Linked DNA regions of Mus musculus: all the other regions are linked to region 1. The links are chromatin loops, found by intact Hi-C in ENCODE. Cell type or tissue: left cerebral cortex. All regions are shown on one strand.

Region 1 (5,000 bases):
CGTTCTGGAAGCTCTTTGTGAGTTCAGGTCCTTGGGCCTTACTTATAGAGTCTGATTTAGTAAGAACAAAGGTAGGGTCAGGGATATATAGTCTTAGATGCCCCCTATCCCAGTAAACAAAACAAAACAAAACAAAACAAAAAACCAACCCATGACCAAGGCCTCTCAGCCCAGTGCTTTGTCTGTGGATTAAGAGCTACAACTAGAGTTGCCTAACATCTTCTGACCACTTGATAGTTCCTGAGCTGTATCGAGCCCTGTCTATGCAGGCACACCACTAACTCTAGGTTTAAACCACTGACGACTCCATTTTACGCTGTGAACACAGGGGTACAGGGAGCCATCAGTCTGTCCAAGGACACTGTGCCTCCCATCCAAAGCCTGTTCTCAATGCTACGTTTTCCTTTGTCGTCTGCCTGCATGGTCCTGCTGGCCAGATGGCTTTTGTTCTCCAAGTGGCCAACCCCCTCCATTTTTCTGTGGCTTCTGAACACATTGCATAGCTATCAGCTTAAATCCCCTCCAATTGGTTAATCATAGTTTTATAGACCAGCACAGACAGCCTGAGTCCTCTCTCTGTGGTGTTGCAAAGCTAAACTCAGGCGTCAGCTGGGACTTGGTTTTTCGCAAAGCAAGCTTTGGCTTCTCTCCCAGCGCCCTGGCCACTGTCAGAACTCACTTTCTCACAGTTTGGCTCTCAGCTCTCTCCCGGCTAGCCAAATTCCTAATGAACAACCAATCAGAGAAAACTCCACAAGAGTCCTTTTGAGTCTCCAATCTCTTCTGCCAGGAACATTCCAGTCCCTTTAAAGTGTTCAGCTGATTGGGCGAGGCCTGCCTTGGACAAGCTTTAGATTTTTAAGATTGGCAGACCCGGGGATCTTAACCACACCCACAGATTCTCTTCCCAGCAGCCCTCAAGTTCATTGTTTGAACAACGGAGTGGAAGGATGTGTACATTGTGGGCTGTCAATCCACTTTTATTCTGTCACGCTACTTGACCTCCAGGACCCAGCTCAAGTGGTGACTGCTCTCCTCCATCCACAAATCACACACACACACTCCATTTTTCCAGTGGACTATGGTGTTTTTTAAATAAAACACTCCCCCAAACCCGGGTCCATTTTCTGCACCAACCTAGGCTGTTTCTAGAGAGCAGGAGCCTAGACTGGGACATCTGTGTTCCCAGTACCTAGGAGAGCGTCTAGCTTAACACATTCGCTGCTAGAACGATGTGCCAGTTGAGCAAGCTCTCCAGATAAGAGCGTTTCTTTCGGAATCACGTAGGACAATGCTTGCGGGGAAGTGCTAGAAACCTTCAGCGAGGCTGTCTTTGATTCCCCAGGTCTTTGAAGGCAAAGATGAGCTCCAGTTTACTTAAAGCTCCTCTGAGCAGAAGCCTCGGCAACGGTGAGGCGGGTGGACCACTAGGTGTCACTCAAGATTCAATAAAGAGACGCAGGTCCTTAGAAAGCCATTTCTACCTTCCCTGGGGGAGGAAAGTGCTTAGGTGGTCCCCAGCCATTGTTTCTGTTGGTTCACGATCCCTCATTAGCCGCTGTTCTCTCTCTGCGGACGGACGCATTCTGGGTCTAAAATAGGACACCAGGCAGGCACCACGAGAGTTGGAACCTCCCGACTGTCGAATACAGCCTCGCAGTTTTATAGACAGGCAACTGACGTGTGTGTGTGTGTGTGTGTGTGTGTGTGTGTGTGTGTGTGTGTGTGTGGCTTTAGGGTGTGTCTGAGTTCCCTCCTACTCAAAAGTGTCTGAGATCTTTCTCAGGACCAAGACCCCTAGCTCCGGAGCTCTAGAGCCCAAGATGAGGAAGGTAATAGGGAACAAAAAAAGTAATAATCGGCCGTCTTTTTCTTAGAAACGAAGGCCTCAGGAGTGGGGGGACACTGTCTCCTTGGGATCAAGGACTGCAATTAGCCACCGGGCTGAAGGGAAGGGGCTAAGAGAGGGCTTGTGAGGAACAGCTCCTTGGCTTGATCTCTGGTTGAGGTTTTTTTTGTTTTTTGTTTTAAATGGCCCTCTAGAAGTGAAATCTAGGCATAGGGCTCACCAACTGCCAGGTTGTATTTTTCTTCACCCTCGGCAGAGGGCGCCCTTCCCCCGTCTCAGCTCCCTGCTGGGCCAAGGCCTGAGGCCAGCCCGAATCTTTACCCAGCCGTCTTGTGAAGCACCAGGGGCCAGCTGGCTCATTACACTGAGATAATTCCGGACACACTTATGTTTGACCTTGGACGCGGTCTTGAGATGTTCTACCCCTTTGGCCCCTGTGGTTCTAGGGCACATTGCTATCTTAAGTGAATATTGATTTGCCTTTCTTGGTGCTCCTGGGAAATGAGAGGTTACCCCACTGAGAAACCAGTTAAAGAAAGCTTGTTCGGAATGGAGAGTCCTGCCGGGCTTCATACACACACACACACACACACACACACACACACACACAGAGAGAGAGAGAGAGAGAGAGAGAGAGAGAGAGAGAGAGAGAGAGAGAGAGAGAGAGAGAGAAAATCTAATCTATCAATGCAATACATTCTTTTAAAATCTGGGAGCCTCCGGCCCCTCCCCCATTTGATTTGCTCGTTCTTCTTTGCATGAAAAAAAGTCATTCATTCATTCATTTAGTTTTACAACATGTGTTTTTATTAGGCACATTCTGGATGCCAGGGACCTGGCTTGGGAAAGCGGGCTGGCTTGCTGGTTTGGGTGAAGTAACTTGTGGGAAAGGAGATAACTGAAGAGATATTTGTAGGGATAAGAGTGAGCTATGCCTGAGATGACAGCCAGAGAGGAGAGGCAGAATGGGGTGGGGGTGGGGATGACAACAAGCCTTACCTGAACCTCAGCCAGGACTCTTTTCTGCCTCCCCTCCCTCTTGGGTTGCAAACTTAACAAAGGAAGTTGCGAGTTTTTGCTCTCCGCATAGCCCTTCTCTAGGTGAAGCCAGAGGCAGAGTGTGGCTAGACTCTGTTTCCAGCTTTGCACCACACTCCTGGGCTGAGCACCAGCCATTTTGCATGTTGAATTCACATCACTCATTGCCTGTGAGGCTTAACACGCTCTAAAAACAAGATGCCCATCTGGGTGCTGCAGCTGTTTCTCAGTGCTTGCCGAGCAGGTATCAGGATGCAGGTACCAAGGATGCAGGAAGGACCTTAGAGACCAAGGAGGAAGGCTGCTGGCTGAGAGGTGTTACAAAGGGATGATTCTGGGTCTGGGCCTTTAAGAACAGGTGAAATTAAGAATTAGTGTGTTCTGGGGAGACATGAAGAAATGTCTATTGACCCAGATAGGACATCCACGGCAGACCAAAGGAACAATTCTACTGTGGTGAGCCAGTGAATTTATTAGGGCTACTTGGTGACACAAAGGCTTGTGGCACTGCTGAAAAAGCTTATCCCCAAACTGCTAACCACATAATCCCCAGAGCTTTCTGCACAACTCTCCGGTGTGTGTGACCCAGGTTGGCTGGGCTCCAGTCCCATCTCCCCTCCCCCGGCCTCCTACCTCCAGTAAGTGTCACTGCTCGGGTTGGAAAGATGGCTTAGCGCTTAAGAGCACTGACTGTTCTTTTGAAGGTCCTGAGTTCAAATCCCAGCAACCACATGGTGGCTCACAACCATCCGTAATGAGATCTGACTCCCTCTTATGGAGTGTCTGAAGACAGCTACAGTGTACTTACATATAATAAATAAATAAATCTTTTTTAAAAAAAGTGTCACTCCTTATATGGTGTTGGGAAGGGAGGGCCCCTCTTGTGAATTTCCATAGCTTCTTGAAACTCAGAAGTTTTGTTTATTTCCTTAACAAGCCTCTGTTCGAGTTGGGGTGGAGGTGGGCATATGCTTCAGTTCCAAGGAAATATCTACTCAGCAATCAGGACTGGGTCCTGGATAGTTAGAAAGAAAAAAAAAAAGATTAAGACAAGTCCAGTATGCTTGTTAGCCTCACTAAGACAGAGAAGTTTGCCTCCACCATCCATGTTATCTGTAGTCCCAGAGCAGGCAGGTGGGCTCTCTGTGGCCCTGCCTGTGTCATTCTCAGAACAATGAAGGCAGAAGAAGGCAGAGGCTCAGGTCATCACCTCTACCTGCAACTGCAGGCAGAGCTCTGAATAAGGGGTTCAGACCACTGCTCCTCCTGTGCGCTCCTATAGCGGGCAGCGTCTTTCCTGTTGCCTTCGTGGTCTGCCCTGCCGGCCTTGGCCGCCTGCTCTCTGCTCATTTCACGATGGCGGCAGTCTCGTTCCCCTTCTTTAACCAAGCCCTAACTGGACCTTTCCTCACCCATATGCTCTTCCCGCGGCCTCCTTGGTGGCCTGCTCATCCCTGCTAAGGCCTCAGTTATCACCGTGGGCGCACTTTTCCCTCCCCTGAGACTGCTGGGCAGTGAGTAGATCCCCTGCTCCCTGCTGTAGCTACTTCCGAGGACTCAGGGCAACCTGAAGCGACCTCACTTAACTGCCCGTTTAGTCTCCGTCTGTGTGTAATCTTGGGCACTGGGACTTCCTGTCTTCCTCTCTTCAATAGCACGGGGCAGTCCAAAGATGGTAGATCATGTCGAAGGTACTCCATAAATATGTGTTAAGTGAACTGAATAAGAGAAGAAAACCCGGGTTGGAGTGATGGCTGTGGTGAGAACTTGGTGTTGAGGGTGTCTTGTGCTGACACCTGTCCTTTTCTGTGCTGTGACATGAACGTATCTGCAGATGCTATGCTAGGCGATGCCAGAGAGACACCAAGGACCATCATCCCGTTTACCCATCGGATGCCCAACTGCATTGAGACATAGTGTTAAATGGTAGGTGCCGAGGTTGAAGGGAGGGAGGCAGGAGGAGCTACTATTTGTAGAGGACAAAAAGGCTCTGGAGTTAGGTGGAGGCAAGGGGCACCTCACCCAAATGGGATCACATGTATTCTTCTGTGACAGGATGCTTCCACCTAGCAGAATGTCTTCCAGGTTCATTGGCATGATAACAAGAGTCAAA
Region 2 (5,000 bases), 480 kb after region 1:
GAAGCACAGTTGGTTTGCCAGGTTTGAGCTGTAAGTGCCTTAACCCGCTGAGCAATTTCACCGGCCCGGCCCTCTCAATGAGACCCCAATAGCAGAGGAAATAAGATGAAGAACTGATAAACGGCACTAGATTAAAATGCCTCCACGCAGCAAAAGAAAACGATCAATAGAAAAAGCCACAGTCTACAAAATAAGAAAAAAGGAATCGTATTCATCTGATAAGGAGCTAATATCTAGAATATATAAAGAACAGTAAAAGAATGAGTAATCCAACCAACTGGTAGGCAGATGAACAAAAGAGATACTGATCAAATTTTTAAAGGGGGGGCAATAAACACATGAAAAAATGTTTGGCATTCTTAACCATCAAGAAAATGCAAATCAAAAAGTACACTGAAGCATCCCAATGTGTATATTCATGCTCCACCCCCACGGCTCGGTGGGGAAGACGGGCCAGACCAAGGTCCCCCACCTTCATCCCAGCACTTGGGGGTGGAGACCGACAGACACTATGAGAGATCCTGTCTCAAAAACAAACAAATATTCCTACATTGTGATTTCATGTGGTCCAAGTCAGAATGGCTTTCATGAAGAACATAAGCAATAACTGCTGGCAAGCTGGCTGTTCTTGGTTGGTTGGTTGTTTTTGAGACAATGTTTCTCTGTTTCCTGGGGCTTGCTCTATAGACCAGGCTGGCCTTGAACTCAAGAGATCCACCTGCCTCTCCCTCCCAAATGCTGGAACTAAAGGCCTGTGTCAACACTGCCCAGCTCTTTTCTTAAAAGTATTTATAATTAGGGTTGGAGAGATTGCTCAGTAAGAGCACCTGCTGCTCTTCCATAGAACCCAAGTTCAACTCCTGCATGGCTTGCTTTCTGGCACTGCAGCTCCAGGGAATCTGGTGCTCACTTCTGACTTCCATGGGAACTATGTACACACACACACACACACACACACACACACACATACACACACAAACACACACACAAATAAAAATATAGTTGGAATTAAAGATAAAGATGTCTCCTAGAACATATGGAAGCTGTCTTGTATTTGAATATTTTTTCAGCTTTAATGTTACTAAGTGATTAGCTGCAGGCAGGTAAAGTTGAGGAGAGATATAAAATACTCTAATAAGCAGCTTTAAAACTGCAGTTTCTATGTTCAAGAAAACACACAAATAAACTGTCTCAAAATCCTTCAGTCTCAGGAGTTCTGTGGCTACATTTCTATCCTGAGTCCCACAGGGACTCCTTACTTAAAATCCTTCATGCCAAGGCAGTTTGCTTTTACAAAACTATGTGGGGATGGTAAAAAGGCCAGGCAGTGCCAGCACTAGGAGCCATGCAAGACACATAACTTAATAAGGTCATCAATCCCAGTTGTGAAGGTTACAGCTTAGTAGGAGAGACAGACATTCATCAAATGACCACACTAGAAGATGCCTAACCGCCCTGCATGGTGGCACATGCCTTCAAACTCAGCACTCGGGAAACAGAGGCCAGCCTGGCCTACACAGTAAGTTCTAGGCCTGCTAGAGCTATGAGACCTCATCTCAAAAACAACGAGGACGATGACGACGACAACAACAAGAAAACGAGGAGGAAGGGGGAGGGGGAGGAGGAGGAGGCAAGCAGCTTAACAATGGGCACGTCAACTGGTTGATGGGTAAAAGTGCTTGCTGTATAAGCCTGATGACCTGAGTTCAGGCCTTGAAACTTAACTCCCCAAGTTTGTCTTCTGTCTTTCACACCACACCAGGGTATGCATGAACACACACACACACATACACACACAGACCAGGAGTCGGGGAACTACCAAACACTTCAGGAGGTATAAGAGATTGCCGTCAAGCCGGCCAAGTTCAATATCCAGATCCCATGTGGTAGAAAGAGAGAATTGAACACCCTCTTCATACATTGAATAAATGTTTACAACAACAACAACCACAAAAGATGAAAAGCAAGCCTACTGGCAGGAACCAAGTCCTCAGCTGACGTCTCCCCATGGTCCAGCTTCACTTTCCTACAGTCCTGTGATCCTCCTCCAACAGACTCCCATTGCTGGACTCTACTGTGGATGGATGGGCTTCTTGGCCCTGGAAATCAAGAGTCTTAACTAATGGGTTCTCTTACCTCTGCTGACTGGGACTAGAGTTGTTAGCTTCTTAGGAAGGCAGGAGTTTGTGGGACCAAAAGAAGGAGTCACAAAACCCTTAGCCCTTGTGAGGAGGCAATTCAGAGGCACAGTGCTTGCCTGACATGTATAAAGAAAGCCCTGAGATCAGTCCCCAACAGAACACACACACACACACACACACACACACACACACACACACACACGGAGAGACAGACAGACAGACAAACATATACACAGACAGACACATGTGGAGAGACGAGAGACAAACAAACACACACCATTTAAAATTAAAAACAAAAAAGAAAGTACAAGGGCTGGAGAGATGGCTCAGTAGTCAAGAGCACTGGCTGCTCTCCCAGGGGACCTGAGTTCAATTCCCAGCACCACATGTCAGTCAGTTCCCAGCTGTCTGTAACTACAGTCCCAGGAGATACAAGGGCACCAGACACCCACATGTTACTAAGACACACCTGCAACGAAAGCATCCATACACATTAAAAGAAAAATCTTTAAAAAAAAACATATTTTCTAACAAAAAGAAATCTGATGTCTTTAAATATACATAAAAGATTTATTTTTATATATGAAAGTACAAAAACAGTTAACAATGTTATCTTTGAGTAAGTCAAGGTTTTCTACCTAAACTTAATTAAAAAAAATGATAGTGAAAAACATCCACAGTTGGGAATGTCATTAGAAAAATATAAGTAGCACGGCCGATATTTAGCAAGTAGCACTGATCTTAAGGATGTTTGAGTTGGCCAGCTAGAAAGCAGATCTTCTCACAACCAGCTGTTGTATAAATACTTAATGATAGACGAGTAGAACGACTTCCGGCAATGACATTATCAAACCACCCTTTCTCAAGTAGCAATGTTCAAATTCTCTGCCATTCTGGCATTTCAAAGTCACAACCACAGGGTAAGCGGTTCAGGCTGAATGCTGTGTCACAGTGCCCTCTGGCGGTTTCGTCGAGAATGTGTTCCGCAGGTTAAGGCAACACAGCCTCTCCGGCTCTTCCTAGGGCTGCTTTTAAAGTAGCATCCCTCACATGTAATTGTAAATGGCCACTAAAACCTGTAAGTGGTTTTTCATAGAAGGGTAGTGAGGAAGGTAATAGTTTTGTCTCAGCCATGGAAGAGATAGGAAGATACAGAGGAAGTAAGACTGTGATGGGTTACTATTTGTTTAGAAAACTCAAAATCAGCAACACATGAAAGACATAATTCGGAGCCGGGCGTGGTGGCGCACGCCTTTAATCCCAGCACACAGGAGACAGAGGCAGACGGATTTCTGAGTTCAAGGCCAACCTGGTCTACAGAGTGAGTTCCAGGATAGCCAGGGCTACACAGAGAAACCCTGTCTCGAAAAAAAAAAACAAAAACAAACAAACAAACAAAAAAAGACATAATTCAGGAACTACATTAATCTATATTTTCAATACATTAAAGTCTAATTTGCTAAAGTACTCACACAGGACTGCGTTTGGCCTTCTAGAGTTCCACATTGGTCAACTCTGGACTCACAGAAACACTTTTTAATTATTTAATTTTACTTACAAGCCTTGTTCTTTCATGCTCATAACTTATCTTGATCTTTGTAAAACTTTTATTATAAGTCAATATAATTTTTTTCAATAGAAATAGCTTTGTTCAGATAAGTCAATATAAATTTTTTTCAATATAAATAGCTTTGTTCGGTATAAATTTGAAAAAGACTAATAGTGTTTTAAAGTTAGGAGCAAAGTTGGTATATCTGACAAGCTTGTATCAGACTTACTTTCTTTGATGCAATAAAAAAAAGAGAGAGAACCTAAGTGCTCCCATTGGGCAAGAGGTTCACATTACTGTCAATTATTGCTAACCTTCTTCTCTTTTGTTCACTATTCTGTTTTTGTCAGTCTAAGTTTTATTCCAAAAAGTTATGTATTAAGATTAAGATGTTTATAAAGATGTCCATCATTACAATAAAGCACCCAACTGGACAGACAAGGATCCGATTCAGTATTAATGGCCTAATTCCCTGATGGGCAACTTAAAAAAGAAAAAACAAGAAAACCTTTCCGGAGTGAAAGGCCAGGACGGCTTCTAACAGAATTGGTGCCTCTCGGGAGTTATAAAATCCACGATTTTGTCTATTTCTCCTTTCCATTCCCTCTCCTTCTCCTGCTGAGATTTCCCTTCTACCTCTTCTTGGTTTTTGGTCAACTGTTCCACTTCCTTTGCCTGAGGACCATGCTCACGGCCATTCCATTCTCTCCTTAGGGTGGCCATTTCTACTTCTTCAGCTGACAGTTTACCAACATCTATTGTCTTATTTTTTTATCATCTTGACAGCTAGAGCGAATGTCGACTTCAGAGTCCTTTCTCCTGCGTTGTAGTCTGGTTTCAACACTGACACAGCTCGGGCACTGCTGTCTCCAATGCTCATGCGCTTGGGTCACTCTTAACAGACCTGAAAGCCATGGTGCTTACCCCAGCCAATACACAGCAAGGAAACAGCAACCGGACACTTCCCTCCAAACTGCGCATGCGCCTCTGTGATAGCACAGTGCTGTAAACAACTGCGCACGTGGAATTGGCTCCTGTTACTGGAATAAATACCTCTGAGCAATGAATTAGTCAGGACCTTAGCATCAGGTGTTGTGCCTGCCACGCTGCAAGCCATGTCCTCATTAAGTTTATCAACTTTCCAGAAAACAAACAAACAAACAAACAAAAAACCCCAACCGACTCCATCAAGAAGCTTGTGGCTGTTACACCTCTTCTACTGCAAGCAAAACTCCATCATTGGCTAGAATTCCCAAACAGGTGCCTGCATGTCCAATGGCTTCCACAGCATATTCTACTTGGTATTACTA
Region 3 (5,000 bases), 90 kb after region 1:
AAACTTAAAATGATGAAAAAATGGGGTGGGGGAATATGAAGAAGATTTAAAAGGGTTTGTGGGCATCCAAGAATTTGGCGGGTAGCTGAGCACAGTCCATAGAGGAAAAACGGTCTTGGAGGGGTGTCGGCTTTGAGATATGATGGAGGGAGAAGAATGAGGAAATAATTCAAGAAATAATCCTCTAGGTTATCAGCGGGATCTCCTTTAAGGGTTTTTTTTTTTTTTTTTCTGACTGTGATGAAATATGCCAGTATGCCAGTAGGGTTTGTGGAAGAGATAGAGGCAGAAGGTTCATGAGTCTGAGAACAGTCTGTACGTTTTTAAAATATTTTTTTTAAATGTGCTTTTTAAAAATGCTCTGTCTGAGAACTGGTGAGATATCTCAGTGGTTAAGAGCAGGCACTGTTCTTGCAAAGGACCGAAGTTCTGTTCCAAGCACATAACCACCTCTAACTCCAGTCTTGGGATGGCCACCACCCTCTTTTGGTCTCTGCAGGTACACGCACTTATACATACACACACACCACATAAACAATTTTTTTAAATCTTCACATTTCTTTGCAAAATTAAAACAAAGTGAAGGTTGTGACCAACCATGGCTACTGGATGCCTTTGTGAATGTGCTCACTGACCCTTTTTCAAGCTATAAAACATCACTCCAACATTCCATATAATATATTCAGAGAATCGCACTATGTTTTCAGCTTACACAACTAGGAATAAAAATAAGGAAGTAGACAATTTTCTTTTTGCTTCTATCTTATAGTTTTGGGTTTTTTTTTTTTTTAATTATGAGGCAAAGCACAAAGGCAGCAGCATTTTTCAAGTTTTAGGAGTTGACACAAAATTTCAGATGAATTTCTGGGTACAAGACAAGGCTTCATTTTAGATATTTATTTCATCAAAGGGAAACCATCAGAGCAGTCTTTGCTCACACGTGCTTTTAATTGTTGCTTTGATGGCATGGATGTGTCAGTTCAAATAAAACTTTAATAACCCCGCTTTGAGTTGACTAAGTGTAAGCCATCTGTTTCATTAATTATGGGTGTTACTTGTGTTAATGACATATACCTAGTCAAACTGTTAAGACTGAATTAATTAAATTGTAGGAAACAGAACATGGCCTATTACTTAGCTAAAGCCCCATAGGTTCAGTTACCTTTGTTCCTTCCTGAGTCCACATGCCTTTCCCTGCATCTCTGGTTTTTAGTCCACCTGTTGGAGGCTGCTGAGATGGCCCAGCAGTTAAGAGTGTGAGTGCCTGCTGCCCTTGCAGAGGACCTGGGCTCAGTTCCCAGGACCCCTTCTAGGTGGCTCATAACCATTTGTAACTCCAGTTCCAGAGAGTTCTAACACCCTCTTCTGGCTTACACAGGTACCAGAACACATGTGGTACACATACAGACAAGCAGGCACACACATAGACATAAATTAAAATAAATTAAAAAAAATAAAATACCCTAGAGGCTAGGTGAATGCTAGGCATCAGAGTGTTACGTCTCAGAGTTCTGGAGGTGGGGAAGCCCGAGGTCAAGGTAGCTAAAGGCCTCAGCAGATTGAATGTGAGGACACGCCTCCCTTTTTTCTGTAATCTTCTGTGTCGACAGAGCAGAAGTATCACATACGATCTGTTCTGTAAGGGAGCTCCATTTGCCTAAAGGCTCTGCACGTGACCTAATCCCCTACCCCATTACTTTTGATATTTTACTGTATTTTTGTTCTTCTCACATTATTACCTTTGTTCTTTAATACTGTTAGACAAATACACATATATCTTGTATAACCAAAAACAACACAACTAAAAACTTGGCATCCCGTTTTTAGACTTGACAGAGTGAATTATATTTGGGGTAATCAGGGCTGTAGATAATGCATCACCCATTTATTATACATAGGGGCTATTTGAGAACAGAGTTAAAATGAACAACAAATTAATCATAAGATGGACTTCAAGGCAGGAGAAGATGAGGACGACAAGATATGGTGTTAAGTAATGAGCCTTGGAAAAGACATGAGAGTTTTATAAACCAACATTCATGTATTGTGAACCCAACCTACTGGGCTCACAATAGTCACCGTTTATTTTGAATATCTATCAAAGAGACTTTAACAGATATGAATCTGCATGAAATAAAGTGCTTTGGTCACGGGTAGCAAGCACACTCCTGGCAACGTCAGCTGTTTTTGAAAGACCATTTGAAAGTACGTAGGAAAGCTAAGAAAATAAACTCAAGAGGTCAAACACGCAGATGACTGGAAAACCCAGCCTGACCCCAAGCGACCTTAAGGATCTCGGTATTGTAAAAACACCCAACTTTATTTGCTGGGACACCATGGTGGGTGAGATGCATTTCCTGGTGTTCAGTATCTTTGCCCTTTTGGTCAGTACTAAACATGCACCCGGTGTGACCGTGTACTTCTGTCATCCTGGCGTTCGGAGGCTGAGGCAGGAAAAAATCTGAGTTGGAGGCCAGCCTGGATACATACTGAGTTCTAGGCCAACCTTGGGTGCATAGAGTCCCTGTCTCAGAAAACCAAAAATCAAAATCAGAATGCAAATAAGCAGGACCCGAAACACAGGGGAGGAACTCATGGGTGCTGTGATTCTCAGACCTACTCTTTGTCTGAGGAAAAGGAGGGGACCTGGTGAGGTTAATATTAGATTGTCTTCAAGGAGAGGGATGAGTCTCATGCCTCACAGAACCAGAAACTGGGCACTATTAGTAATGGAATGTGGCACCCAGCCTGAATTTCTAAAACCCAACAGATGCCCACTCCCAGCCTGAACAATTAACAAGCAGCAGTTGGCCACCCTAGCACTTGAAATTCTGCAAGCCAGTAAGATTGTCTATTCTCGAATACAAAGAACTATGAATATCCCTCTTCGTGTAAAGCCCTGAAAACAGGCACGCTGGGTGGCAGCGTGGGTGGTAAAGATCCCTTCGGCCCAGTCTAGAATACCCACAGCTCCCAACAGGGAAACCACATGAGTGCAGTTGTACCCCATAAAGGAAGGGGCTTTCTGCCCCTAACCCCCAGGTGTCTCACTTCTGATGCAGTTTACCAGTTATCAGGGCATGGGGCAATACAGATCAATTTCAGAAGCTCCTGATCAAAATACTCAGATTTGCTTATAACGCACAAGGTTAATTGGAATTGGTGGTTTGCCTTCTTCCTTAGAGGATTCACACCATGCATGCACAAATTCTCCGCTCTTTCCCTGGTTTTCGTGAGTCAGCTTGTTTCCATGCGCTTGGGCGAATGCAAGCTGCCCTTGCTCCTATCACCTGGATTTTGTTTTGGTTTTGTCTTGGTGTTTTTTTTTTTTTCTTTTTCTTTTTTTTGCTCCCACGTGCTGCTTTCTGCTTCCCGACTCCCCTCCCCTCCTTGCCCATTTACCATCCTTCTAGCTCCACAGACAAATGCCTAGTCAGAATGTCCACGTTCCTGCCATGGCAAAAATCGAACCCAAGGAGACCCATTGAGCTTGTCACCTGCTTTCTTGGCAGGAGCCGGATGTTAATTTTGTGCAGCTGTGGCAAGAAGGCTTGTCCCTCAGACTCGGTGGGGGCGGAGGGGGAAAAAAGCAAGGTTTCCTGTGGATCTAATCTGCACAAGTCCCCAAGTGGTATCTGTGTGTTTCCATGTGCTACATTTGTAAGCCAGGCTGTCTTACCAGTATGTGTAGCAAAGGCGGTCCTTTCCACACTGGCTTAAGTACGACATTAAAGATGCCTCAAGAGACCCCAATAGTTTAAGGGAAAGTTGCCAAGCTGGTATTTTTAATATAAAACTGGTTGTAGGAGACTGAGGAAGCCATAGAAATTTCTTGTTAATGTGATATTTCAACACGGGATTAGGCAGCCTTTCTTTGATTTATGCTTTTGCCTCTCTATGCATTAATGCCGATTACACACATAGTTCTGTTTTAATGGCTGATCCTGCACAGAAGCAAGCCTGACAGTTCCCAGGAGCATTTCCTCAACCACGACGGCTCTGAACAGTCTGCCCTGTTCCAACTTGCAGCCTGTATCCCAATGCCTTCCCACACTTCTCCATCCTGGGCTCTGCTTGTGTACTCATGACCTTGCCTTGCTCCCTGGGCCTTGCTTCACCTCCGTGCCTCGCTCTCCTTCCAGCACAACCCCAGCCTATAGCATCTCCTCTCTGACCTGAGGACACCTGCAAACCATGTCTGCCTCCACTCTGGGAGCAGAGTCCAGTCATTTAAGAAAACACACACACACACACACACACACACATACACACACACACACACAAACAAGAAAATCAAAGCATAAACAGAACTCACAGTCCATTTCGGGAAACAGGGCCTGCATGTATGGACCGACAAGATATGGTACACTACACAAGAACACAGAGAGAGAGGACCATCAAAGCCCAACCCTTACAAGTAATTTTTGCAGGCTGAAGAAGACCTTCCCAAGCCAGTCTCGGGAAGTTGGTGGTAAGGGCAGGAGAAGGATTCTAATGACTCTTCTAGTAAGTAGAGAAGAAAAGAATGTCTTGATCAATTAGGAAGATCAGCTTTGAGTAAGTTAAGATGACTTCATCGTCCCTGATGAAATGAATGCTTTGATATCTAGAGATTTTTAGGAAAGAGAGTCTCTGAAAATGAAATTATTATTTTTAAAGGGACCAGTTAGGCTCTGTGTGGAATGGATTAGAGGCAGACGTGATGTTTCAAAGAAATAAGTGAAAGTCTTTTATAGGGGGCTGTGGATATAGCTCGATTGGCAGAGTAGACCTGCCTACGTGTTCAGACCCCCTGGGTTTGCTTCCCAGATTCTCTAAACTGGGCATGATGGTGGTGCAGACCTGTTTACAGTATTAGGTAAGTAGAGGCAGGAGAATAAGCCTAAGTTTTAAGGCAGCCTGGACAACAGGAGACCTTATGAAGAAGAAGAAGAAGAAGAAGAAGAAGAAGAAGGAGGAGGAGGAGGAGGAGGAGGAGGAGGAGGAGGAGGAGGAGGAAG
Region 4 (5,000 bases), 240 kb after region 1:
GCTACTTGTTTTGAGAAACTAAACATGTGTTACAGTACTGCTTCCAGCCTGACTATGGGCAGGTTAAACTTCATTTTAATTCAAACTGCTGCCAAGTTTAGGCCTCAGCACAGTCGTGTATGCAAACGGGTCCTTCGCTAAACCTTTACTTCTCTTCTTCAGTGGTCAATAATAAGACAACCACTTAGAATAAAGGGAGTGGTGACGGCCAACCATCTTACGCCCGAGCCACAGATACCCTCATAGCATCTGTAAAAAACTGGAGGGCTGCTAACATAGACCCATTTCCAAACCACCATCCGTTCCCTGTGAGTCATCAAATCAGCAATGACTTTTGGGAACTTGGAATGACACAGTCTTCTTGGGTAACAATGGCGCCATAATGCAATGGTTTTCCACTTGCAAGGTTTTTCAATTATTTATTTAGAGTGTGCGCAGGAACACGCATGCCTTCATATATGCATGCCACAGCACACATGTGCTGATCATGAGGGCTGCTGAAATGCACATTCCAAAAGAGCTGGCCTGTGGCTTCAGATCCATTCTCCTGCCTCACCTCCCATCTCACCTCAGGGGTGATGGGGTCACAGATCACCATGTCTTGTGCAGCTTTTTTACCCACCCTACCATCTACCTGACCCTGAATTTGATTTGGACAGTACCCAAGTGTGTATGTATGAAACGGAACTGTTCATAATCATAGAGTCTTAAAAGGCAGAGGTATTCTATATCCTATCCAGGGCATGCACACTATCTTCATAACACTAACAGATACACTATACTCTCGTCTCAAATCTCCAAAACTGTAAGGAGGTCTTTCCTACTTCACTTTAAGCTACTGGCCATGCCATGCCAAATTCTTCCTACTTCAAAAGATAAAACACAAACAGGGTTTAAAGCCCCCCCCACCCCAGATAGGCATCAGCCTAACCAGTTTATATGCACTGAAGTTACCAAGCCAAGGTGAGCTATCTTCTAAGATGCTGGGAGAACCGACAGCTGCGCAGAAAGATGGGAGACTCTGAGGAGCCAGACAGAAGGCAACCAAATCACTCTGGATCTTGAAAAATGGAAGAGTGGGAGTCCCTAAATGACAGACCACTGGGTTTGCTATGGTAAGGAACAGACTATCCCTAGCAGAGTTTATGAACGGATGTGATGTGTCATCCAGAGGTCACCATTGCCCACACTGCTGCTCTCAGGAGGTGACACTGACTTGTTCTTCCTCCTTCCTCTGAATATAAGCACAAGGAATGCTGACACAGAAGATTCACAGGCATGTGGGAGCCAATAAATACCAGGAAATGCCAAACAATCCAGGCCAGAAACGTATTTCCTTTTTAGACAAGAGTTGCTATTTTGATGGTCCAGAGGGATGACATAACCACAATATTATTGCAGCAAAACCTGTTTAAAATCAATACTCCGCAAAAGAAGCTAAATCAAACATGAATCTGCCTTACTGAGCCCAGATGAATTCCCTTGCTCGCAATCCCCTATGAAATCCTCCAACAATAGGATCGCCATTTAAATAGCTAGGAAGGAACAGAGGAGGGCAGGAGCACAGGTTGGGAGAATCGAAGTTGGCACACCTTGTGAACGCATAGGCTGTCTCCTACGCATCTCTTCCGTCACTTACAGCTTTACAGAGCAGCTCCCTGACACCAAGTCTGGTTTGCCAGGGATCACTATCAAAATTCTTGGCTCCAAACAGTCTCAAGTGGACCTATAAGAAGAAATCCAGATGGTCCGTTTCCAGTGCTGCAGATTACGCTCAGGGCTCTGCCCAGTGTAGGAGAGCACTGAGCAAGTGAGCCAGCCGGCAGCTACGTACGTTTCTTAGGATCATGGTATTCCATTTCCTTGTTTCAGCTATGACTCCACGCTGTGGCTCTTCAATGCCATCTATTGGGTTTATCTTGGTTTATGTGCCTGACACTATAGTAATTTAAACGGAAACATGCAATCTGTTTCAAAGCTTGGTGCTAGTAGGCATAAGAGTTGGGATGCTTACTCAAAAGAGGCAGTCATTCATTTCCTTCAGTGGTGTAGCCCCGGTATGTTGCCTAGGCTCCAATAAATAACTCCTATCCAATGCCAACATAAGCAACTCTAATAAAATCCAGTGAGTCCAAAAAATAAAAGGAAAGTAGGAGAGGGTTAATTGGGGAGATGGGGTCAGCAAGAGAGGGGAAGGGGGTTCTAAGGAACCAACATGATCACAATACATTGTATACAGACGCATACAAATGCATATATTGTAAATACGCCATACATGTATGAAACTGTCCCCTGCCAAGAGCCAGACACTAAAACAGGTCAGACCCGAATATGAATGTTGTCCTCTCATTTACAAACTTCAGGCTTGTTATGAAATCTCCCGTGGCCTGGTATTCTCTCTGTAAAACGGGGTTGATAACAGTAATCTCTACCATGCACAGCTGTCACGGGTACTAGAAAAAAATAATTAAATCCTCTTTTATTGTGTCCAGCCCTGAATAGAAAGTCAATAGATTGTAATAACTGTTATTATCATTACCTATCACATACACTGGGTTCACTCTCAATCACTGTTATATGTTAACGTTATTCCACCTGCCTTGAGCCATGAGCCTGGTTAGTCTCCACCTCCCCTCACTCTGGACTCAGTCATAAAGGTGCTCTTCTGGTGGGTTCCATAGTCTCTAGACACAGTTAGGTCTGGCCTTAAGCTCTGTGGCTATTTGGCTGCTGGTTTACATCACTCTTCTGATTCTTGCCTCATTATTTGTTTCCCCCTTTAGTCTAACGTGTGTTCTCCTGGGATCCAAGTCCAACAAGAGTTTCTTGCTCTTAAAACAGCTCCCTCTCCCCACCCCCACCCCCACCCCCACCCCTCTTTTTTTCTATCTAAAATACTGTGATTTTTGCTGTATGGACTTGCCCTTTTTTATTTTCCTCCTTTGAAAGTATGTGAACATTGAAAATATCCCTCTTTCTCTGAAGCACACATTCCTGAAATCACTGTTAATAAAGTTGATTATACCCAACTTTCTTCTTTTGCAGTCATAACCAGGACCATGCTTACAATCAGTCACCCAAGGATTTAGTCAATAAACAGCTCTCTGAGTTGGTCAGAAACACATTAATAGAACAGTTGTGTCCAGACTGTGGCTTAGGAAGATGGCATGGCAAGAAACATTTTGTTTCTATGAACTAAATAAAACAATCCATCAGACACTGAAAGAACTCGGAGTCTCCGTCAATGACTGTACATTGGCATGTGGCAATTGTGATAATTGGGTGAGCTTAAGCTTATACAATGTCACACAAAACAGCAATATAAACCAACAAAGGAAAGTTCTTACTCACTTGTCTATCCTAATAATAGCTGTCCAAGCATAATTAAGATGCTGTGGTGCCAATGGCAAAGGGACAAGCTGTGCTTTGAAGTTAAGTCAGGGCTGCTCACAGCCAGTCTCTAAGGAGCCTGGCAAAGGATGAAAGTTATCCTCAACTCAGAAGATGGTGGAGACACCTTGCTCTTGCATTCACGAGTCTAGTGAGTTCTACTTTCAATAAACTAACACAGGAGCCAAAAGGAATTCTACTGCAGGCCATGGCTAGCTATCTTTCAAAATACACTTAGCAAACAAAGCCCTGCATGGTTCTGTGTAATGATTCATGTTCGACTAATAATCAGAAAGAATAATCCACATGATCTTGTGTGATATACTTGGGAGAAAATGCTATTTTTCATTTATTGTATGTGAGGAAGTTATATCAGAGAGGGGGGTGCTTTGGCAATCAGGGAGGTGTAGTGTGGTTTTCCCAACGACTGGGACTTCACAGATTCAAGGGAAAGGTTCTAATTGTCATGAACATAACCGAGCGTAGTTACTCCCTAGCCCGCCACGGGGCTTCAGCTAAAAATAGCAACCAAAACAAAAATACCCACCAGACCCCACTCAAGCCACGCGTCCAGCCCAGCAAGGCTCTCTCTGCCTCCTCACAGTAAATCACTTATCAAATTTCCTCATTGGTGCCATTTCTTTAGCAATTTACAATAAAACCAGAAACAAAGAAACAAAGAAATCGGGGGAAAAATTATTGAGCAGTTTTTATAGTAGCTGAGGTTTCTGTGTGATTAGGGGGTCCTAATCAAGTACAAAGTCTAATTTTTATTGTCCGGGGGTTTCGTTTGTTTGTTTGCTTGCTTGCTTGCTTGCTTTTAGGTAGTGTAGGGGATTGGACCTAGGGTACTGCATATGCAAAGCAAGGGCTCTACCACTGAGTTATGGCCTCGGCTCTCAAAAGAATAGTCTTCAGTGAAGTTAGTAAGATAAAAACAGAAACAAAACAAAACACAGGGGGGGAAAAATCAAGAATGACAAAGGAAAAGACTTCTTTCTGCCTGTTCCCAAGCCACTTGGCTTTTGGGTCAACACTGACCCCACACATGTGCTGCCCCAGGCTTCTGAAGTAAACAGTTGGTAGACCAGCAGCAGCTACCTAAAATTAATTAACTTTCATATGGACCACGGGGACCCCAGTTCTTTCTGAGTTCAAAACCTCGGACTTGAGCATAATTAAACGGAGGGTGTGGGGGGTTGTGGTTTAATCCAATCTGTGCACAGGTCAGGGAAGAGATGCAGACAGTGTTGAAAGACCGGACACAAGGACATGTGGGCTTGGAGAAGAGGGCTGTTGCTTCTCCATTAACTGCTGGTGTGCAGTGCTAAGTTAATCCTATTTCCTTGAGCTAAATGTTGCCCATCAACACAACAGAGAACCACTTAAAAGGCTGACTTCCCTCTGAACATTCTTAGGACACTGTTCGGGAGTAAACGCTTCCAGAGAAACAGTCACTCCCACTGTCGTAGGAAGAGCTTAATTGCTAAATCTCAAACTGACGGTACTTGTTCCCTAAGATGAGCCGGGCTCAGTCTGTGACCTTAGGTCTTCCTCTCCCTGTCCTTGACTCAGCAGCTGAGCTCAACTTCCCCTCTCTGACCCGACTT
Region 5 (5,000 bases), 420 kb after region 1:
GCGTGCTGCCTGGAAGTCACAGGGTACCCCAAAACGAGAGTGTGCAGGGTGTCCGAAATGGTGGCGGAGGGGGAGGGGACTGGAAGCGGCTGGTTCTTTTTCTCCAAATTCCGGCAGAATGGTGTGGCAAAGTCTCTCGCAGACACTGTCACCCACAGATCGCCTGTGAAGAAACAATGGAACAGAGATTGGGTCAGTCTGGGCTGAACCCCTACGGCCGAGGTGGGGGTGGGTAAACAGACACGTGGAAAATCCCAGGGACTCCTCCGCCTGCGTGTTCTGTACCATTTAACCCCGAGCATCCAGCTAACGCCCTGCCCAACTCTGGGGAAAGACGGGTAAAAAGGGCAGAGATCCAAGACACTAAAGTTGGCCGGAGTAGAGGGGTGAGGAGGGAGACAGGATGAGAGTAAACAAGGTGTTTTCCCGCCGAAGAACTGTGTGCTGGAATTACACACAGGCAGCCCAGGAAACAGTCACCTGCGGGTCCGGATGGATAGGCCTTTGTCATGGGCAAGTGGGGGGTGGGGGTGGGGGGGAAAACATTACACAAAGAACCGGGCAGTTCTCTGCACTTGGCATTTCCATCTTACATTTCGAGCAGCCCCAGGGCCCTTGGGAGGATGCATCCGGCAAAACCTGGTTCCACGCCCTAAAGCGCCGCAGGGCTCCTGGGTCGCCAGCCGAGGGTGCTGCGGTGCGCTAGCGGCGCGCCAGCCGCTGCATCCCTGCCTCGGAGGCGGCCTCACCCCCACTCCTGCCGCTTCCTGGAGCACGCTCCAGACGAGGATGGGGGGCTCAGCGGCGGTCGCTCCAAAACGCGGACCGCGGCTCCTGCGGCTGCCGCCGCGGGCGCTGTCGAGGAATCGGCCGGAGCGTGCAGCCCCCGCCGGAGCTCCAAATGAGGCCGGGGCTGAGCCCGCAACAGCGAGCGCAGCGGGCCATGCCATCAACTGGGACTGAGGTCTTACCTCCACCGCCGCGACTGCCGCCTCCGCACTAGGCAGCCTCCCCAGCGGACAAGGGGCGGGGGAGCCAGGGGGCAAGGAGGGGTGTCCGTCTGAGTTCCCCGGGTGACGTTTATTTGTGGAAGGAGATGCCTGGGGATGCAATCGGCTCTGCGCTCAGTAAAAGCAACCGAGTTTTTCTGCGCCAAAGGCAGACAAAAATCCCAGGGATCGTCGCCTAGCTTCCCCCCCCCCTCTCCGCCCCAGGCTGACACCCCTGCTCGCCAGTGCCGGGTTTCCCTCCAGTTGAAGCGGAGGAGATGGGAGAAAGAGAAGGGGTGGGGTGGGGGAGCAAGGGCGGAGGCTGGCGGGGAGGAGCGGGAGATCAGGTTATTAGGATTATAAATTTGGGTAGCAGTTGTTGGGGGGTGGGGGTGCTCGGAAAATTTCCCGAGACCGAGAAGGAACCCGGGAGAGAGGAGGCAGTTGAGTCCGGATGGGGCAGAGCCCCGACTTGAACTCTCCCGGGGCGCCCTAAACTGCGGACGCCCAGGCGGTCCGCCGCCGCCCCCGTGCTCGCACCCCGCCGCCCTCCCGGCCACTGTCCCCCCGGGCGGAACCTTCGGGCTTCGCGAGCGGTACCTGCCGCAAGCTTCCGGGCTCCGGGCACAAGGGATCTTGAGGGCGCGCGCCTGGAGTCCCGGCGCGCACTGTCCGAGACCCGCGCAGCGTTGGCGGCTGCGGGAGGAAAGGCTCATGCTTCAGGGGGGAAGCCCAAGGCCCGGGAGCCGCAGAGGCGGCGAGACTTGGCAAGAGTTAACCGTCTGTCCCCGGAGCCGAGTGTGCGCGCGACTTCCCAGCCCGACGCGCCTCCCTCGCTCCCCGCCTCCCGCCCCTCGCGCCCCGCCCGGCCGCGGCGGAGGCCGCTTTCCAGGAACTTTCCAGGAATCCGCCTCACGTGACCGCAGCCCCCGCCAGCGCTTTAAAGAGGCCCCGGCCGCTAATGCGCAGGCTTCAAGGGAGCCGGGTGGAGAGAGCCGGTGCGGGTGCTGGTGCTGGTGGCTGCGGGGTGGAAGCCTGCGACTCCGCCCTCCTCTGACCCTGCACCTCGGGGTGCTCGGGAACAAGGAGAAGTCCCCAGCCAATGCCTATTAAGCCACCAGTACCTGCCCCTGTGTCTGCAACAGCTGAGCACCTCGGTCCCGCGAATAGCAGCCCCTCTTCTCCCCAGCCCTCCACGTAGGAGGGAACCTTTAGGCCAGCCATCCACCCCGCTGTGCGCCTGCCAGACGCGACCCTCCTCTCCTCCATGTGGGATGCAGGACCAGCGTGCGGGAAGGGGGCGGGGCTCAGATGTCCGTCCCTCCCTCTCTAAGACACACACAGAGCTAGAGCTAGCACGCCACTGCCCAGGTCGACTACCACTCCCGGGCACCTCGGGAAGCGAACCAGAGACTGTCCCCTCCGCCAGCATCCTAGAAGGCCAGGAAAGAGACGAGCTGAGCGCCTCCTTAAAGCTGCGCAGACTGCCCTCAATCCCTCCCCCCTGGAGCTCCAACTGGTAGTCCCCTGCATCAGCCTTGCCCAGCTTCTCCTTTCCTCCTCAGCTCAACTCCTGCTTGCCCTTCGGGAGACCCACCCTGGCCACCCTACAGAGGAGGTGCCCTTACCTGTGCCCGGGTGGGGTGCGGGGTCACAGGCCTGGTGCGTTTGTCTCTGTGAATCCTTGCAAAGCCAGGGACCCGGAGTTCGTATTGATCCCAGTACTTCTTTCCTATTGGGACCCTCACCTCCCACTCTGTAAGAGGCCACCTAGCCTCCGCGCCGGCATCCAGGCACGCCGGCTCCTGAAACGTGACCCACTTTGAATGTGACCTACTTTTTTTTTTTTTAACAGAAAAACAAAAACAAAAAAAAAACACTCATGGGAAAACCGGATTCGAAATTTCGATAACCATTTTTCTTTGAAATACTGTTCTGTTGCCCCACTGCTCAAAAGCTTGAAAGGTCAATGGCCACTTTTAGTTGAAGCTGTGTCTATGGGGAAGTTGGGCAAGGGTGGCCAGGAGAGGTTGAGAGAGGCGCGGCTTCCAAGCCTTGCCTGGTGCCCCGCCTGCCGGCCCTGGAAGGAAACACAACACGACCGGCCAATTCCAAGGCCCCGAACCAATTTTTATCCACAGTAATTTTTTTCCTCTTAAATAATTCTATGCACTTACAGAATGGTGAACGCGAGGGGAGGACATAAGCCAGCTTACAGGGGCTTTGTCAGCGATAGATTCGTATGTGTGGCCGCGGAGGGGGGAGGCTGTTTTCCTGGAATCTTTGATGGGAAGGATGCCTCTTACTCAAGTTTTAGAAAGCCTGTGTAAAGCCAGGGAGTAACTTAGCAGGATGCTTACCTTCTTTAGGTCCCTAACGTTTTCTGTAAACTTAAAAACAAGATGTCGGTGAAAGGTTAGCATGAACGGACAGGCGGATCCCTCTGGAGTTCTGTGTAGTGAGTTGGAGGCCCAAGTTAAACTTTTTAAGCCTCTACAATGTGCAGGGATAACTAAGACCAACGTTTTATGAATGGTTGATCCTTTCTTGGTAGAAAACCTCAGAGGAAGTGGAAGTGTGTGCCTGTGCTTCTGCACTCCTAAAGGGTTTTGGTTTTTTGTTGGTTTTTTTGTTGTTGGTGGTGGTGTTTTTTTTTTTTTTTTTTTTGAGATCATACAGATTAATTTTTCTTTGTCAGGTGTAGTAAATCTTCCAGCCTCCTTACTCTACTGAGTACTATGACCAAACCACCTGGCAGAGGTGATGGAAGGGAGGAAAGATTGATCTCGGTTCATGGTTCACAGGACACATTCCAACATGGCAGGAAGGCTTGGAGCCTGGAAAGCACCCTCCACGGGAGGCAGGAATTAGTGGTGCAGTCAGCCTTAGAAGGGAGACAGGAAACCGGTTTACATCTAGCACTCCGGTGCCCTACACCAGCAACTCACTTCCTTCAGCTGAGCCCCACAGTGGTCCTCATCCTCCCTAATGCAGCGACCGTTTAATACAGTTCCTCATATCATGGTGACCCCTCAACCATAAAATTATTATCATTGCTACTTTGTTTTGTTTTGTTTTGATTTTTCAGAGCTGAGGACCGAACCTAGGGTCTTGCACTTGCTAGGCAAGCGCTCTAGCACTGAGCTAAATCCCCAAGCCCCTCATTGCTACTTTGTAACTTCTGTTGTACTGTAATGTACTGTAATGTAATGACCTTCTTTAGGTCCCTAACGTTTTCTGTAAACTTAAAAACAAGATGTCGGTGAAAGGTTAGCATGAACGGACAGGCGGATCCCGCTGGAGTTCCTGTGTAGTGAGTTGGAGGCCCAAATTAAACTTTTTAAGCCTCTACAATGTGCAGGGTTCACTAGGACCAACATTTTATGAATGGTTGATCCTTTCTTGGTAGAAAACCTCAGAGGAAGTGGAAGTGTGTGCCTGTGCTTATGTAACTTTGGAGATCAAGGTTTGCCAAAGGGGTAGGACCCACAGATTGAAGGCTTTACAGCCTTCAAAAGTGAGTGCTACCAGCTAAGAAGTGACTCAAATACATAAGCCTTCATGGGATATTTTTCCATTCAAACCATAGCATGTGTTTTTTTTTGTTGTTGTTTGTTTGTTTTTTTCTCCCTCCTGGGCCTTTGCACAGACCCTCTTTTTCTAGAATCTCTCCCTGACTGAGTGCAAGGTGGCTTGCCCTCATTCATCTCAAAGTTCAGTCTCCTAAACAAGGAGTCACTGGCCACAAAGATTACGGTAGGCACACAGCTTACCGTAGGTCACCAAGCTATTTAGGATTTTTCAACTTTTCTTTCTAGCCTATTCCATGCCCTACATTTTGTCAGCCTTTCAAATCCTCTTTGAGCACTGTAGGAGCCACTTAGGAAATGTCTATGAGTTCCTGGCAAGCAAATAGGGTAGAACGGCATTGTGCAATTATGTGTACCAGTGGGCAAAACCAGGAGGGAATATAGAGAAAGCAAATCAAGTATTTGAGGGTAGCAGAATAGG
Region 6 (5,000 bases), 110 kb after region 1:
TTGTTTGGTTGTATTTTGTTTTTGTTTTTTTGAGACAGGGTTTCTCTGTATAGCCTTGGTTGTCCTAGAACTCGCTCTGTAGACCAGGCTGGCCTCAGACTCATAGATCCACTTGCCTCTGCCTTCTGAGTGCTGAGATTAAAGTTGTGCACAGTCACCTGCCCAGCTAGTGCAATTGACATCTATTATAAAATCTATCTTACCTTCCCCAAGGCCATATACTCATAACCCTGGACAGAGTACTTCCTATTTCCCCCTAGAGACTATTACTTTACGTTGTAGGTCCTGTCTCCTTTCTGTGATAGGTACTGGAATAAATGTTCCAGATGTAAGATAATCCCCATCTTGTAGAACAGACTCTTCTGCCTGCACAAGATCAACCTGTCTTGGCCCATGTCCTTCCTAGGCATCAATGAGACACAAGGAACAGCTACTGAAATAGTCTCTAACCAAATAATCATTGTGGCTCTGGTCCAGAGACCGTATACTTACTATAAACTAAATATAAAAAGTAAGGTATATGTTAATTCAATGGTAGAGTACCTTCTTAACATTCATGAGACTATGAGTTCAATCCTCAACACTGGAAAAAGAAATAATGAAAGTGTGTGTGTGTGTGTGTGTGTGTGTGTGTGTGTGTGTGAGAGAGAGAGAGAGAGAGAGAGAGAGAGAGAGAGAGAGAGGGAGGGAGAGAGGGAGAAAGCCTTATTACCGAGTTCAGAGATTAAGTCATACAAGGACTGCCTTGCCTGTCCTTCTTATAGCCTGTACCAGGCCAGTTGCTGTGTTGGAGATATACCAAAGTGAAAAAGAAGGATGGCTCTGGCCAATGGCTGAAAAGACAATGAGACCTACTGCCATTAGTGATGGTAGAGAGCTCAGAAGGGGAGCCACACTCTCAGTCAATGCTTCAGATGACTGTAGCAGGACATTTTTGGCTGAAACCTTATGAGACACCCTGGCCCAGAATCACCTAGTAAGTTGCTTCTGGATTTCTGGCCCAGACCATCTGTGAGGCAATGAGCATTTCTTTGAGGCACCAAGTTTTGGAGTAGTTCTTATTTGGACAAAGAAAGCTGAGATAGTTAGCCAGAGTTGCTTCCTATTACTTACAACTACAAGAACCCCGACTAAGTATAAGTCAGTCAGTAGAGACCCCAACATACAAGAGCAGTTAGTATGGTCTTCTAAGAAATCAACCCTTAACTTGTATTGCTCCCAACAGCACACCTAGAACTAATGGGAAGAAAGCAGAGTTCAATTGAATAACTCTAGCAATTAGAACTTGAAACAAGAGAACAGTTGGCTCAGCCAACTAATGATCTCTGCTTGGAAGGATTCTAGCAGAGGAGAGGGACTGTGAATATTCAAGAACAAATTCTTGTGTGGGGAGGGATCTAGGACTAACCAATATCCAGGTACCCACCCAGCCTTGAGATTCGGTTACTTTAGAACTCGCCATGCCTTAAGGATGCTTGCTTAGTGCTGTCATACCCAATCTCTCCCGTTTCTCAAGGCAACCAGCCCAAAGGTGATGTCAGCTGAGAAGGTCATTGAGACAAAGGGAAATAGATCAGGGGGATTTATGAGGGAAAGACTACAGTACCAAGCCTGAAACTTCTCTATCAAATGAGAAGCCCTAAAAGCTTCCAGTAAGACACAGCTTTAGAAACGACCATCATCGGGTTAAAGAGGGTCAATGAGATGGACCACATAATAGATTAACAATAAGCTTAGAGAAATTGAAAAAAGAATCCCTAAAATGCCACAGAGTTTTGGCAGTCAATCTTTATAGATGAATGGGAAGGGCAGCCAGGGGTCTCCAAAGGGGACAGTCAGAGAGTAACTAAAGTGAAAGCCAGAACCTTGGCTGTGGCTAGAGTTGAACAATATCTGAATTCTGCAGAAGTTAAATAAACTCTTATGGCAATTCCAGCTGAGTACAGAACAACCCATATTTGAGGAGCACTAAATGATCACACTTGACTTCCATTGGAAAAATATGAACATACTGACTGCCAGCATATCTCTATCAAAAAATCAAAAGATTACAGCAAAAAAGCAGTGCCAACAGCCAGAACAAGGAAGGACTCTATTCCCCATTCAAGTAGCTGAGATAGGATGTGTCTATTATGTAATCCACTAGTAAGAGTAACTGCAAAATGTTTTGTAGTCTCCAGCTGTGGTTGAGCTGTGATATCAAGAGGTCAGCCAGCATGGTTCAGGTTTATATAATTTGGGGGATGGGTTGATAGTGAAGACCAAACGTCCTTGAAGCCAAGAAAGACATCTGGAGCCTCAGGATGCACCACCCAAGAGGCTGGGGAAACTCAGAAAGGTAAAATTACCTCGCCCTACCCCCGGAAACGGAGGCAGAAGTAGCATTTTGAGCATTCTTTAGGTCATCTACTGATGATGGATGCTCACTACGAGTTGTGAATTTTTAAGGTCCCAAATTGAGGGAGAAAACCATGAGAAGGTATGTAAGTGTAGACAGCAGGCTTAATCTATAAATGTATGAGTTTATGTCTTCCAGTTTATGACATCATGTAGTCTACAGTAATGTGGGTCTTAAGTTCTGCATCCTACCCAAATCCCACAATTTGCAAGGCCTCCAGTAAAACTATTATGCAGACTCACTCTTCTCAATTTCATGGCAGAAGGACCGTGTTTCAAAAGGGAGAAAGCCCTTAGTGGTATTAATAAAAATATGCATGATTAAAGTCATCAAGCCTAAACAAGATATTAATACTGCTCCCCTCTCCATGAGGCTCAGGGATCATTGAGGAAGGGTTGGGTGGAGAGACTGTAAGAGCCAGAGACAGTTGGTGACTGCAGTGAAACAGAATTTGGGAAACAGGAGAGGTCAGTTATGCACATGGGCTCCCAGCAGCTATGACAGCATGCATGCATGAGACCCATTCAAATCAAGCCAGACAAGATCACAGTACAAATGGTGGAGAAAGTCACCAAATTCCACCCTTAGGTGAGGAGCTATGGGAATCCATGACTGCTGGAGGCAGGAGAGTCAGTTTGCTTCAGAGATGTGGCCTCTGAGCAACTATCCATGCTCCAGTAGATGGCCCCACACTCATGCTCATAAAACACAGAAGACATAAAACACAGTAGATTTGGTGGTTGAAAAAAAAAAAGCAAATTGAGAGGAAATATTGGGGGGATGGGGTGGATTTAATCATTTACTCTTAAGAATATGTTTTTATTATTTTAGATTGTGTGATGTATGTACATGTAGGCATATGGACATGAATTTGGATGCCTGAGGAGGACAGAGATGTCAGATCCTTTGGAGCTGGAGTCATAAGCAGTTGTGAGCTGCCCTGACTTGGGTGCTGGGAACCAGACTCAGATCTTCTAGAAAAGTAATAAGTGGTCTCAATTCATGAGCCATCTCTCCAACCCCCTATTTTTTTTCATTTTGTATAACATAAAAATTAAATAAAATTTAAAAGAAAGCAAAAAACTAAAGTTATCCAAGACATAGAGTACTTTCAAGAAATTTAAAATGAGAAGCAATTGCCTTATATGTCAGAAAAGAAATGCTCTCATGAGGCCCATGGGTTGAAGAGTCCCAGAGGAGAGGTTTAGGGTAGAGTCCTGCTTGAATCATGTTCAGTATGTGACTCATAAGCAAGTAACTTAACCCTGATCCCAGGTTTTCCATCCCATGAGAGAGAGGAATATCAGGGTACTTTAAAGGCTGCAGTGAGGAGTAAATGAATTGAAAGCCAAGAACTTACCATAGTACTTAGCAAACAGTGGAGGTCTTTTAAGCAACGGTGATTACTTTTGCAACATTACAGGTGCATACAAAGGCACAAACTCTGAAGGGCCAGCTTCCCTTTCTTATTCCCCACAAGAAGACAGACTCACTCCTGTGGGCCATTGACTTCTGGGAAGGCAGGGTTGAGAAGTAGATCTCAAACATTTGAAAGGTAATATTTGCATTAATTCCTTTGATTGTTGCTGGGCTAGAATGCCAGATGAAAGCCAACGACCAAAGGAAGAAAAAGTTGATTCTGGCTCACTGTTTAAGTAGGAGCTTTGTGTCAGCTGGTCACACTGCATCTAAAATCAGAGAGTAGAAACTTTAGTCTCTCCTCTTTTTAAAAAGGATTTTACTTTTAATTGAGAACCCCCCCCCCCACCGTGTTTATGTGTGTGTATGAGAGAGAGAGGGGAGGGGGAAGAAGGAGGGAGAGGGAGGGGGAGGGGGAGAGGGATCAGAGGATTTGGATTCCTTGCAGCTGGACTCACAGGTGGTTGTGAGCAGCCCAATTCTAATTTTAGGACCTACAAGAGCAGTATGTCTTCTTAGCCACCAAGCCAGGTCCACAGCCCAGTGGAGACACTCTCCCTTTCTTACTCAATTCAGGACCCTTAGCTCTGGAGTGGTGCCATCCAAGTTTAGGGTGGTTCTTCTTACTCCAATTAACTCCATCTAGATGCTTCCACACAGACAGACCTAGCAGCTATTCCTGCGGTTGTTGCACACAGGAATGTACACAGATGAGGCAGGTGTTCCTGTGGTTACTCCGCATCCCCTCAAGTTGACAGTCAACATCAGCCATTACGACATCAAAGGAAACTTTGCTCCTGCCCGCCATTCCTTTTCTGGAAATTTTTATAATGTGTAGCACCCCAGCCAGGAAGAAAGATAAATTAAATGCCATTTGGTTTATAATTACATGTAGAATAATAGTTTTCAATCTCTAGGAGATTCCATGTTTACGGTCTCTGGAAGGGAGCTATTACTTAAGGCCAACTTTGTGTATCCATTCTGCAGAATGCAAAACACAGTGGTTTTGACTTTAATTTCCTAATGTACAAAATCATTTAGCTTATTCATTCATTCATTCATTCATTCATGTATAAGAGATATTGATGAGCACTTTCTACAGTAGTATATATAGTAGTATATATACTATATATATATATATATGTCCATATATATATACACACATACACACACAGTAGTATAT

The links. A loop is a pair of places that touch in the nucleus more often than their neighbours do. Peaks named below come from ENCODE experiments on the same cell type or tissue, not always from the same donor. Only the 100,000 strongest peaks of a DNase experiment are listed, where the experiment ranks them.
Region 2: it touches region 1 in a loop (10-fold over the local background); 38 of 42 quality-filtered maps call a loop at or near these places.
Region 3: a loop joins it to region 1, with 4 times the contacts of the local background. A loop is called at or near these places in 18 of 42 quality-filtered maps.
Region 4: it touches region 1 in a loop (2.8-fold over the local background); 8 of 42 quality-filtered maps call a loop at or near these places.
Region 5: a loop joins it to region 1, with 6 times the contacts of the local background. A loop is called at or near these places in 22 of 42 quality-filtered maps.
Region 6: it touches region 1 in a loop (3-fold over the local background); 12 of 42 quality-filtered maps call a loop at or near these places.

What each region holds. Positions count from the first base shown.
Region 1 is chr10:94,990,220-94,995,219 of GRCm38, forward strand. No RefSeq gene overlaps it. Among named protein-coding and RNA genes, the nearest start is that of Gm40744, 31 kb to the left of the region's middle. In left cerebral cortex, CTCF peaks have their summits at 1,419 (motif pointing right) and 2,095; DNase peaks (open chromatin) are centred at 719, 1,424 and 2,128; H3K4me3 peaks cover 494 bases; H3K27ac peaks cover 313 bases.
Region 2 is chr10:95,473,068-95,478,067 of GRCm38, forward strand. It overlaps the pseudogene Gm3619. Among named protein-coding and RNA genes, the nearest start is that of Mrpl42, 26 kb to the right of the region's middle. In left cerebral cortex, a CTCF peak has its summit at 3,100 (motif pointing left); DNase peaks (open chromatin) are centred at 3,088 and 4,624.
Region 3 is chr10:95,079,980-95,084,979 of GRCm38, forward strand. No RefSeq gene overlaps it. Among named protein-coding and RNA genes, the nearest start is that of Gm29684, 63 kb to the right of the region's middle. In left cerebral cortex, no CTCF peak of the experiment used is centred here; DNase peaks (open chromatin) are centred at 2,838, 3,190 and 3,514.
Region 4 is chr10:95,231,496-95,236,495 of GRCm38, forward strand. The region is part of intron 2 of Cradd (CASP2 and RIPK1 domain containing adaptor with death domain); the gene reads right to left. Among named protein-coding and RNA genes, the nearest start is that of Gm29684, 88 kb to the left of the region's middle. In left cerebral cortex, a CTCF peak has its summit at 1,920; DNase peaks (open chromatin) are centred at 1,295, 1,755 and 3,380.
Region 5 is chr10:95,415,029-95,420,028 of GRCm38, forward strand. It overlaps Socs2 (suppressor of cytokine signaling 2), which reads right to left and starts at 1,829. Exons shown (of 3, transcript NM_007706.4): 1 at 1,590-1,829; 2 at 1-163. It overlaps 5730420D15Rik (RIKEN cDNA 5730420D15 gene), which reads left to right and starts at 2,347. Exons shown (of 5, transcript NR_045339.1): 1 at 2,347-2,651. In left cerebral cortex, CTCF peaks have their summits at 809 and 3,081; DNase peaks (open chromatin) are centred at 43, 837, 1,862 and 3,046; H3K4me3 peaks cover 2,902 bases; H3K27ac peaks cover 2,746 bases.
Region 6 is chr10:95,100,960-95,105,959 of GRCm38, forward strand. No RefSeq gene overlaps it. Among named protein-coding and RNA genes, the nearest start is that of Gm29684, 42 kb to the right of the region's middle. In left cerebral cortex, a CTCF peak has its summit at 3,064 (motif pointing right); a DNase peak (open chromatin) is centred at 3,065.